Linked DNA regions of Homo sapiens: region 2 is linked to region 1. A link is a contact called in ENCODE Hi-C data. All regions are on one chromosome and are shown on one strand. The core of a region is the stretch at or near the end of the contact, and the rest is flanking DNA. Distances in the headings are between cores, read along the strand shown. Region 1 holds the start of PI4KA (phosphatidylinositol 4-kinase alpha). Region 2 overlaps MED15 (mediator complex subunit 15).

Region 1 (4,095 bases), core at 1,112-3,611:
TTTTGAGACAGTTTTGCTCTTGTCACCCAGGCTGAAGTGCAATGGCGCAATCTTGGCTCACTGCAACCTCTGCCTCTCAGGTTCAAGCGATTCTCCTGCCTCAGCCTCCCAAGTAGCTGGGATTAGAGGCACGTGCCACCACACCTGGCTAATGTTGGGTTTTTAGCAGAGACAGGGTTTCACCATGTTGGCCAGGCTGGTCTCAAACTCCGACCTCAAGTGATCTGCCTGTCTCAGCCTCCCAAAGTGCTGGGATTACAGGCATGAGCCACCGTGCCCCATCATAAAATATAATCTTGACAACTGAAGCAGTTATTACTACAAAGCTAAGAATGTTGCAATTACAGAATGTTCTCGTGACTAGTGAACATGGCTGAAGAAGCAAATTGAGCTCAAGGTGCCCTTTTCTGAGTTACTGAGTGGAAAGGGTGCTACCACTGCTGGAGCTGCAGGACCAGCTTCTTAAAGATCATCCAATTCACTGCATTCTCTTCTCTCTCCTCCCAGAATCCAGCAATCAGTCATAAGATATATTTGTTGGCTCTCCTGCTAAGAAGCGAATGTGCTGACTAGCTAGCATGAGTTTGATTCAATAAAACAGCACTACACTCCATTAGTCAGACTATCTAATGATAACAGTGCTCATACATTAGGTACCCACGTGCCTTTTTGTTGCTCTTCACAATACTCCTATGAAGTACTACCTTGTATTTGACAGAAGATAGCAAAGTATCAGAGAAGGGAACTGACCTGTCTAGAGTCACACTAGTGAAAGCAAGTGATACAGGATTTAAATTCAGAGGTTCCATTTTCCAAACTCATGTCCTTTCCATTGCATTGTACTCCCTCTTTAGCTAGAAGTCAGGTTAGCACCAATCTGCCGGGACCTTCTCACCCCGAAGGTGCATGATAAAATCAAATATGAGAACCGACAAGGCCAAGGACCAGGTCACTCTGCCAAAAGTGCCTAAAACAGCCTTTCAGCTTCATCCATCAGCAGACAGCCACAAAACCACTCCCAACTGCAGCAGGCTGGTCTCCGGTCACCACTGTCTTATCTTGTCGGAAAACATCCTCTCTCCATGTGCCAAAAAGTTGAGTGGGAAAATAATTCCATCCTTTCAGAGCTAAACACTGTGCTGAGTCTCATCGCACACGGGTGGGCAAAGAAAGTTGACATTTACTGCTCACCCACTCTGTGCCTTGACCTGTGCAAGATGCTTTATGCTAGAACTCATTTAATTCTCAAGAACAACCTCATTTTACAGATAAGGATACAGAGGCTCTAAGAGTTAAATTTACCCAAGAGGACATGGTAAGTAAGTGCCAGTGCAGGGAACAAATTCAGGTCCCACTCTAAAATCTGTCTCTTTCCAGATCTCAAGGCACACCACTGAGTTGCCTTTCACCTTTCTCCCAAGATGAGGATTGCTCTGGCATGACTTCACCTTTCTCTTCTGAAGCAATTCCAAGTTCACTTCTCTGCCCACTGACAGTTCACTCTCCTTTCCCTGCCACTGTCCCTTCTGCAAACGCACAATCTTTTACCCAACCTAACGCCCCCAGCCTCGTAGAATAACACTGCGCAGTTGGTTTACAGTCACAAAGCACTTTCAAGACAGTGTTTCGTCTCCTGGTCACCACAGTCCGGTGAAGCCGGCAAAGCAGATAAAAGCATCCCCATTTTACAAGAAAGCCATCTTCCCAAGGTCGCGGAATAAAAAGCAGGTGAAATCGGAAGCAGAACCCCAGGTCTTGACCCCTGGTCCTCGGCTCATCCCACTGCTCCGCACAGCCGCCCACGATCCAGCCTCCACCTCCGCGATGTCACAAGATGCTCCCTGGGCCAGCAGCTCACATCCCCCACCCCCATCCCACAACCACCCACCTGCAGCGGCCCTGCAGGCCCCGCCGACCCTTCCCCCACGGTCCCTCTCTCTTCACCAGCCCCTCCCACTAGGGCCTCCTTCCCCCGCTAGATCCCTCCGCTCAGGCGCCCCCTCCCGCACAGGCTGCCGGCGAGCCCAGCCTCGGCCTCCCACAGACCCTCGTCCCGCCTCCACGCTTCGTCACCCCAGCCCCTCCTCCTGTCAGCCCGCGGCCCAGCCCGCCGACGTTACCTTCTCCAAGGATGCTGGTCTCTGCACCGCCAGGGAGCGGGCCAGTGACAGGACCGTGTTGAAATAGAAGCCCCGCGAGGCGCTGGAGCCGGAGCCGGAGCAGCCGCCGCCGCCTCCGCCTCCGCCTCCGCCTCCCCGGGCCGGGGCCGCCGCCATCACCTCACGAGCCGCGGCGCTGCCCGCCGGCTCCCCGCTCCTGGCCCGCGAGCGCCCGACCTCAGGGCGCAGGCGTAGGTGCATCCGGCTTTCCCGCCACGTGACCTCTCAGTTGCTGACACTAGATAGGGCGTGGCTGCGGGGCGGGCCCACCGCTGCAGGGGAGAGAGGGGATGGACAGTAGGCTGCGGTTGCGCGCGCCGGATGTGGGCCCCCCCCAGCCGACCTGCGCGATGGTCGGCTCCGAGGGCGGGGCCACCTGCGCGCGACGCGCGGAAGGAGTTCGCGCGACGACCGCGGGGTCGGCGGGCGGGGCGAGGCCCTGGACGGCGGCGGCAGTGGGGCTCCTCCTTCTGTTTCCCAGACCGAGAGCCGCGCCGGCACCATGTCAGCTTACCCTAAAAGCTACAATCCGTTCGACGACGACGGGGAGGACGAAGGCGCCCGGCCGGCCCCTTGGAGGGACGCCCGAGACCTCCCCGACGGGCCCGACGCGCCCGCGGACAGGCAGCAGTACTTGCGGCAGGAGGTCCTCCGCAGGGCTGAGGCCACGGCCGCCAGCACCAGCAGGTCCCTGGCCCTCATGTACGAGTCCGAGAAGGTTGGGGTCGCCTCTTCCGAGGTGAGCCTGGGGCAGGGCTGGTGTGGACTCGCCGGTCTCTGTGCTGTCAAACGGAGACGAGAAATGTTTTGCTCACAATCTTTTGAGAATTCTCAAGTTGCCTAGCATAGATTCTTGCACCTTAGTGACTCGATGGTGGTAACAATCTGTTAACTATGTAAAGGTATGTGCATCTGGAGTACTTGAAGAGGGCAGTTTACCCCAGAAATCTTCCTTAGCTATTAGTCTGCTTCGTTGATTTTTTTTTTCTTACGCCTAGCTCACGGGGAAACGCCAGATTATTTTCTGTCCAGGTGAGTAAAAATTCTGAACAGCAGGTCCTAGGTTTGGGAAATGGAGAGTCCGTTTCTTCGACATTATTTCCTGTGCAAAATCTGGCACAGGGTTTTGGCCATTCCTTCCGGAGTGAGCCAGAAAGAGAGGACTATGTGCCTGCGAGTGTCAGGTGATACCCTGAAGCATCAGGGCAGGTGGTCCACGAGTTCTTCCCGCATCATTGACATCTCCACCTAACCAACCAATAGAGGTATTGAAGTCCCTTCAGCCCAGACAGCTGCCTAGTTGACCAAAGCCTGGGTTTGATTGAGTCCAGGGTCTTACCTTTACTTCCCAAATCCTAGACAAATAGTGTGCGGGTTAAGAGTTTGTTGCTCCAACTCATCTTCATCAGTTCTTCCCATCCTTAGATTTCAGAGAGTAGTACCTTCAATAACAATTATTCTGGCCGAGCGCAGTGACTCACGCCTGTAATCCCAGCACTTTGGGAGGCCTAGGCGTCGGATCGCCTGAGCTCAGGAGTTCGAGACCCGCCTGGGCAACATGGTGAAACCCTGTCTCCACTAAAATTAAAAAAAAAAAAAAACTAGCCGGGTGTGGCGGTGCGCCTGTAGTCGCAGCTACTCAGGAGGCTGAGGTAGGAGAATCGCTTGTACCCGGGAGGCAGAGGTTGCAGTTAGCTGAGATCGTGCTGCTGCACTCCAGCATGGGCAACAGACCGAGATCCTGGAGGGTCTTTTTCTTTTTCTTTTTTTTTTTTTTTTGAGATGGAATCTCGCTCTGTCGCCCTTGCTTGGGTACAGTGGCATGATCTGGGCTCACTGCAACTTCCGCCTCCGGGATTCAGACGATTCTCCTGCCTCAGCCTCCCGAGTAGCTGGGACTACAGGTGCGCCGCCACACCCGGCTAATTTTTTTTGT
Region 2 (4,444 bases), core at 604-3,103, 290 kb before region 1:
AAGTGCTGGGATTAGAGGTGAGAACCACCGCGACCCGCCGGTCATACATGTTTTATGAATGTCAAATAAAGTTAGAAATCTGTCACAAAATAAATTAAAAATTTTTTACACTTGGCCAGGCACAGTGACCCACGCCTATAATCTCAACACTTTGTGAGGTCGAGGCAGGAGGATCACTTGAACCCAGGAGTTTGAGATCAGCCTGGGCAACAAAGTGAGACTGTCTCTATAAAAATTTTACAAATTAGTTGGGTGTGGTGGCATGCACCTGTAGTTCCAGCTACTCGGGAGGCTGAGGCAGGAGGGTCACTTAAGCCCAGGAGGTCAAGGGTGCAGTGAGCCACGATGGTACCACTTCAGTCCAGACTGGGCAACAGAGTGAGACCCCACCTCAAAAAAAAAAAATCTTACACCCATCAGAATTGCTAAAATGAATAGTGACAGCCTCAAGTGTTGGTGACAGAGAAACTGAATCACTCATATATTGCTGGTGAGAATGTAAAGTGGTTTTACCTTCTTTCAAAATGAAATATGCAACTCAGCAGTTACACTCTTGGGTATTTTTCCTAGAGAAATGAAAACCTCGCATAAAAACCCATGCACGAATTTTAACAGCAGCTTTATTTGTGGTAGCCCAAATCTACAGTTACCCAAATGTCCTTCATGTAGACGGTTAAACACACTGTGAGGTGCTTGTACCATGGAATACCCTGGCAGTACTGTTGCTAGAACTACAACCTGTATGCTGAATGTAAAAAGCCGATCCCAAAAAGGTTCATACTGTATGGTTCCATTTTTGAAATATTATGTATAATTTTGAAATGACAAAATTTTAGAAATGGAGGATGCTGCAGTGGTTGCCAGAGTTTGCGGGTCAGGGTTGCTGAGAGAGGTGGCAACACGAGGGATCCTTGTGGTGTGGGGACTGTGTAGTGTATTGACTGGTGGTGACTGAACCCACCCAGGTGGTTAAATTGTCCAGAACTTAGTACACACACCCACACAAGTGAGCACACATCGTGGTTGTGATACCTTGTAAGTTTGTAGAATGTTACCATTGGAGGAAACTGGGCAAAGTATACAAAGGATCTCTCTATATTTCTTTAATACAGCTTTATTGAGACATAATTCTCATTAGCATACAATTCACCCATCTGAAGTGCTCCACTCGGTAGGTTTTAGTGTAATCCACAGAGTTGTGCAGCCATCAGCACAATTTTAGAACATTTTTATGTTCACCCCAAAAGAAACCTCACCTCAGAAAATCTTGTAATTGACTGTTCATATAAGCAGTTTTCATAATAGCCACAAAGTAGAAGCAGCGCAAATGTTCATCACAGGAAATCGGTGTAGTAGAATATTATTTGGCGATAAAAATAACACAGAAAAACTGATAACATGCCACGACATGGGCGAACTCGTAAATATTATGCTAAAGAAGCTAGTCACAAAAGAGCACATGTTCGATGCCATTCGTACAAAGAGTCCGGAAGTGGCCAATCCATAGAGACAGAGAGGAGATTACTGATTGCCAGAGTCTAGGCTTCTTATTTATCCAAAAGACTTAGTTGTCCCTTTTCTTTTGTCTTTGGTTATTATAGAGTAACTCATGATAGGAAATCCCAAAATCAACACAAATGCTACTTCGTATTCTATCTTTCTGTCTGTGGTAAATGGAACGTTCAGATTCCAGCGGCAGCCGTGGCAGTGGGGCTTTTGCTGGCTGTTTTGTCCCTTGCTGTGCAGCCCTGCAGCGTTTCTGGGAATCTGCCCTGTGGACTGACTGGCGACTCTGGTCTTTTCTCAGCCCAGCTGCAGCTCCAGCAGGTGGCGCTGCAGCAGCAGCAGCAACAGCAGCAGTTCCAGCAGCAGCAGCAGGCGGCGCTACAGCAGCAGCAGCAGCAGCAGCAACAGCAGCAGTTCCAGGCTCAGCAGAGTGCCATGCAGCAGCAGTTCCAAGCAGTAGTGCAGCAGCAGCAGCAGCTCCAGCAGCAGCAGCAGCAGCAGCAGCATCTAATTAAATTGCATCATCAAAATCAGCAACAGGTACCAGGTCCCCTGTTCCTGCTCTTGGCCTCCCTCCTGCAGCGTGAGCCCTGGGCTGGCATCAGCCACAATGCTGGGTGCAGTGCCCGGAGCCAGCCGAGGGTTCTCTTGACACGTGTGCCTGCCCTTTTCCATGGGCTTCTCAAAAAGTCTGGGACAAGGCCGGGCCCAGTGGCTCATGCCTGTAATCCCAGCACTTTGGGAGGCCAAGGCAGGCGGATCATCAGGAGTTCAAGACCAGCCTGGCCAGCATGGTGAAACCCCATCTCTACTAAAAATACAAAAAATTAGCTGGACATGGTGGCGTACACCTATAATCCCAGCTATTTGAGAGGCTGAGGCAGGAGAATCGCTAGAACCTGGGAGGCGGAGGTTGCAGTGAGCCGAGATCGCGCCGCTGCGCTCCAGCCTGGGCAGCAGTGAGACTCCGTCTCAAAAAAAATAAAAATAAAAAAGGAAAACAAAAGTCTGGGACAGGCAGGAGAAACAGGCCCTGACTCACTAGGAAGGTTCTGTGATCGAGCCCTTCCATTTGGGCTTGGGCATCTGGCGGTGGGCCTCCTGTGTAGTTCAGGGGCTGCGAGGGATTCAAACAAGAGTGAGCTGAAGCAAGAAGTGAGACGAACACTCTGAGGCTTGGGACTACTTGAGCCATTGTGGGCCATTTTGGCTGAGGACACATGTGCCTCCTGTTTACCTCTGTGTCTTGGGTTCTGGGCTCAGTGTTAGTCGACCTCCAGCTGGTGTTGCATGAGGTGATGGTGATGTCATGTTAGCAGCACTGCTTCTCAGAAGTTGTTCAGCTTCCCATGGTTTCCATAGAGAGTCTAGACGTGTTAAACATCTGCCCTCACAGCAGGTCTTGGTTGGGAGAGGAAAGCCCCAAAGGGCCCCACCACCCTCCCACCCCTTCAGGCCTCAGCTAGCTGGGCTTCTCTGGATCTTGGCACCCCTCTCCCAGAGCTGACAGTGCATCTGCAGCCACACTTTTCCTTCTCCTGCTGACAAGCAGACCTTGACCGTCACCGTGAGGCTCATGCCACTGACCTATAGGGGCAAAGCAAGCATCGTTGCAGAGGCTTCAGAAATCTGCAGTTGCCCCAGCTTTTATCCTAGCTTCCATGGAGCTGTACCTATTCCTTGTCATCTTTTGCTGAAGTTTCTAGGTATGCCCTTTGAACCATCCTAGTGGAATGGTAGACCAGAGCCCAGGCACACACTTGGTGCCTCCCCGGTGTCAGGAAGGCAGCTGGTGTTGGCCTCGGGGGGCCCAGAGCCTTTCTGTGGGAGATGTGCCCCTCCCCGTGTGAGTGAGAGGTCAGCCTGTCAGCCCAGGAAGGCCTTTTTTTTTTTTTTTTTTTTGAGACTTTTTTTTGCCTCTTACTCTGTTGCCCAGGCTGGAGTGCAGTGGTGTGATCTCGGCTCACTGCAACCTCTGCCCCACCAGTTTAAGTGATTCTCCTGCCTCAGCCTCCCAAGTAGCTGGGATTACAGGTGTGAGCCACCATGCCTGGCTAATTTTTGTATTATTAGTAGAGACGGGGTTTCGCCAGGTTGTCCAGGCTGGTCTCGAACTCCTGACCTCAGGTGATCTGCCCGCCTCGGCCTCCCAAAGTGCTGGGATTACAGGCGTGAGCCACTGCACCCAGCCAGGAAGGCTTTCTTGATGGCTCTGCAGATGGCCACCTGGGCTTCCTGAGGCCCAGACTGTCACAGGGAGGAGCTGGTGCCACAGAGGCAGATGAGTGATAACCGAGTGCTGCTTGTTCTGTCTCTAGATACAGCAGCAGCAACAGCAGCTGCAGCGAATAGCACAGCTGCAGCTCCAACAACAGCAACAGCAGCAGCAGCAGCAGCAGCAGCAGCAGCAGCAGGCTTTGCAGGCCCAGCCACCAATTCAGCAGCCACCGATGCAGCAGCCACAGCCTCCGCCCTCCCAGGCTCTGCCCCAGCAGCTGCAGCAGATGCATCACACACAGCACCACCAGCCGCCACCACAGCCCCAGCAGCCTCCAGTTGCTCAGAACCAACCATCACAACTCCCGCCACAGTCGCAGACCCAGCCTTTGGTGTCACAGGCGCAAGCTCTCCCTGGACAAATGTTGTATACCCAACCACCACTGAAATTTGTGAGTACCTGTGGCCCACAGTGGAGCACATGCAGCCCGTGGCTCTGTCAGCAGTAGTTTCTAGGCTCTTTGGCTAGAGATAGCATATCCTATTCTTCAAGTGCTGAGACTTCAGGCAGCCCCCACCCCTTGCCAGCCCTGCCGACTCTAGCATGGCTCAGCAGGGAAGCATGTGTTTTGCATTTTGTGTTCTGAGAGCTGCTTCTGCACCCCGCACAGGGTACTGCTGCTGCTACTGGGGCACCAAGTCGCATTCCAAGCAGTGTGGC

The links. A loop is a pair of places that touch in the nucleus more often than their neighbours do. Pooled maps may share reads with other maps.
Region 2: a pooled map shows a loop between it and region 1 (3-fold over the local background). The contact joins the enhancer-like site here to the promoter of PI4KA in region 1. A Hi-C loop is called at or near these places in 1 of 168 maps with a recorded cell type or tissue (ascending aorta) and 10 of 50 pooled maps.

Annotation. Positions count from the first base shown.
Region 1 is chr22:20,856,450-20,860,544 of GRCh38, forward strand. PI4KA (phosphatidylinositol 4-kinase alpha) reads right to left here and starts at 2,362. Exons shown (of 55, transcript NM_058004.4): 1 at 2,121-2,362. The coding sequence starts at 2,276. SNAP29 (synaptosome associated protein 29) reads left to right here and starts at 2,558. Exons shown (of 5, transcript NM_004782.4): 1 at 2,558-2,898. The coding sequence starts at 2,662. RefSeq lists silencers at 1,971-2,020, 2,041-2,800 and an enhancer at 2,480-3,289.
Region 2 is chr22:20,562,643-20,567,086 of GRCh38, forward strand. MED15 (mediator complex subunit 15) reads left to right here. Exons shown (of 18, transcript NM_001003891.3): 6 at 1,808-2,046; 7 at 3,825-4,175. Among named protein-coding and RNA genes, the nearest start is that of MED15, 57 kb to the left of the region's middle. RefSeq lists an enhancer at 1,936-1,985. Within about 2 kb of position 1,854, at least 12 of the 41 ENCODE cell types and tissues checked have a DNase peak (open chromatin) inside an H3K27ac peak, as active enhancers do.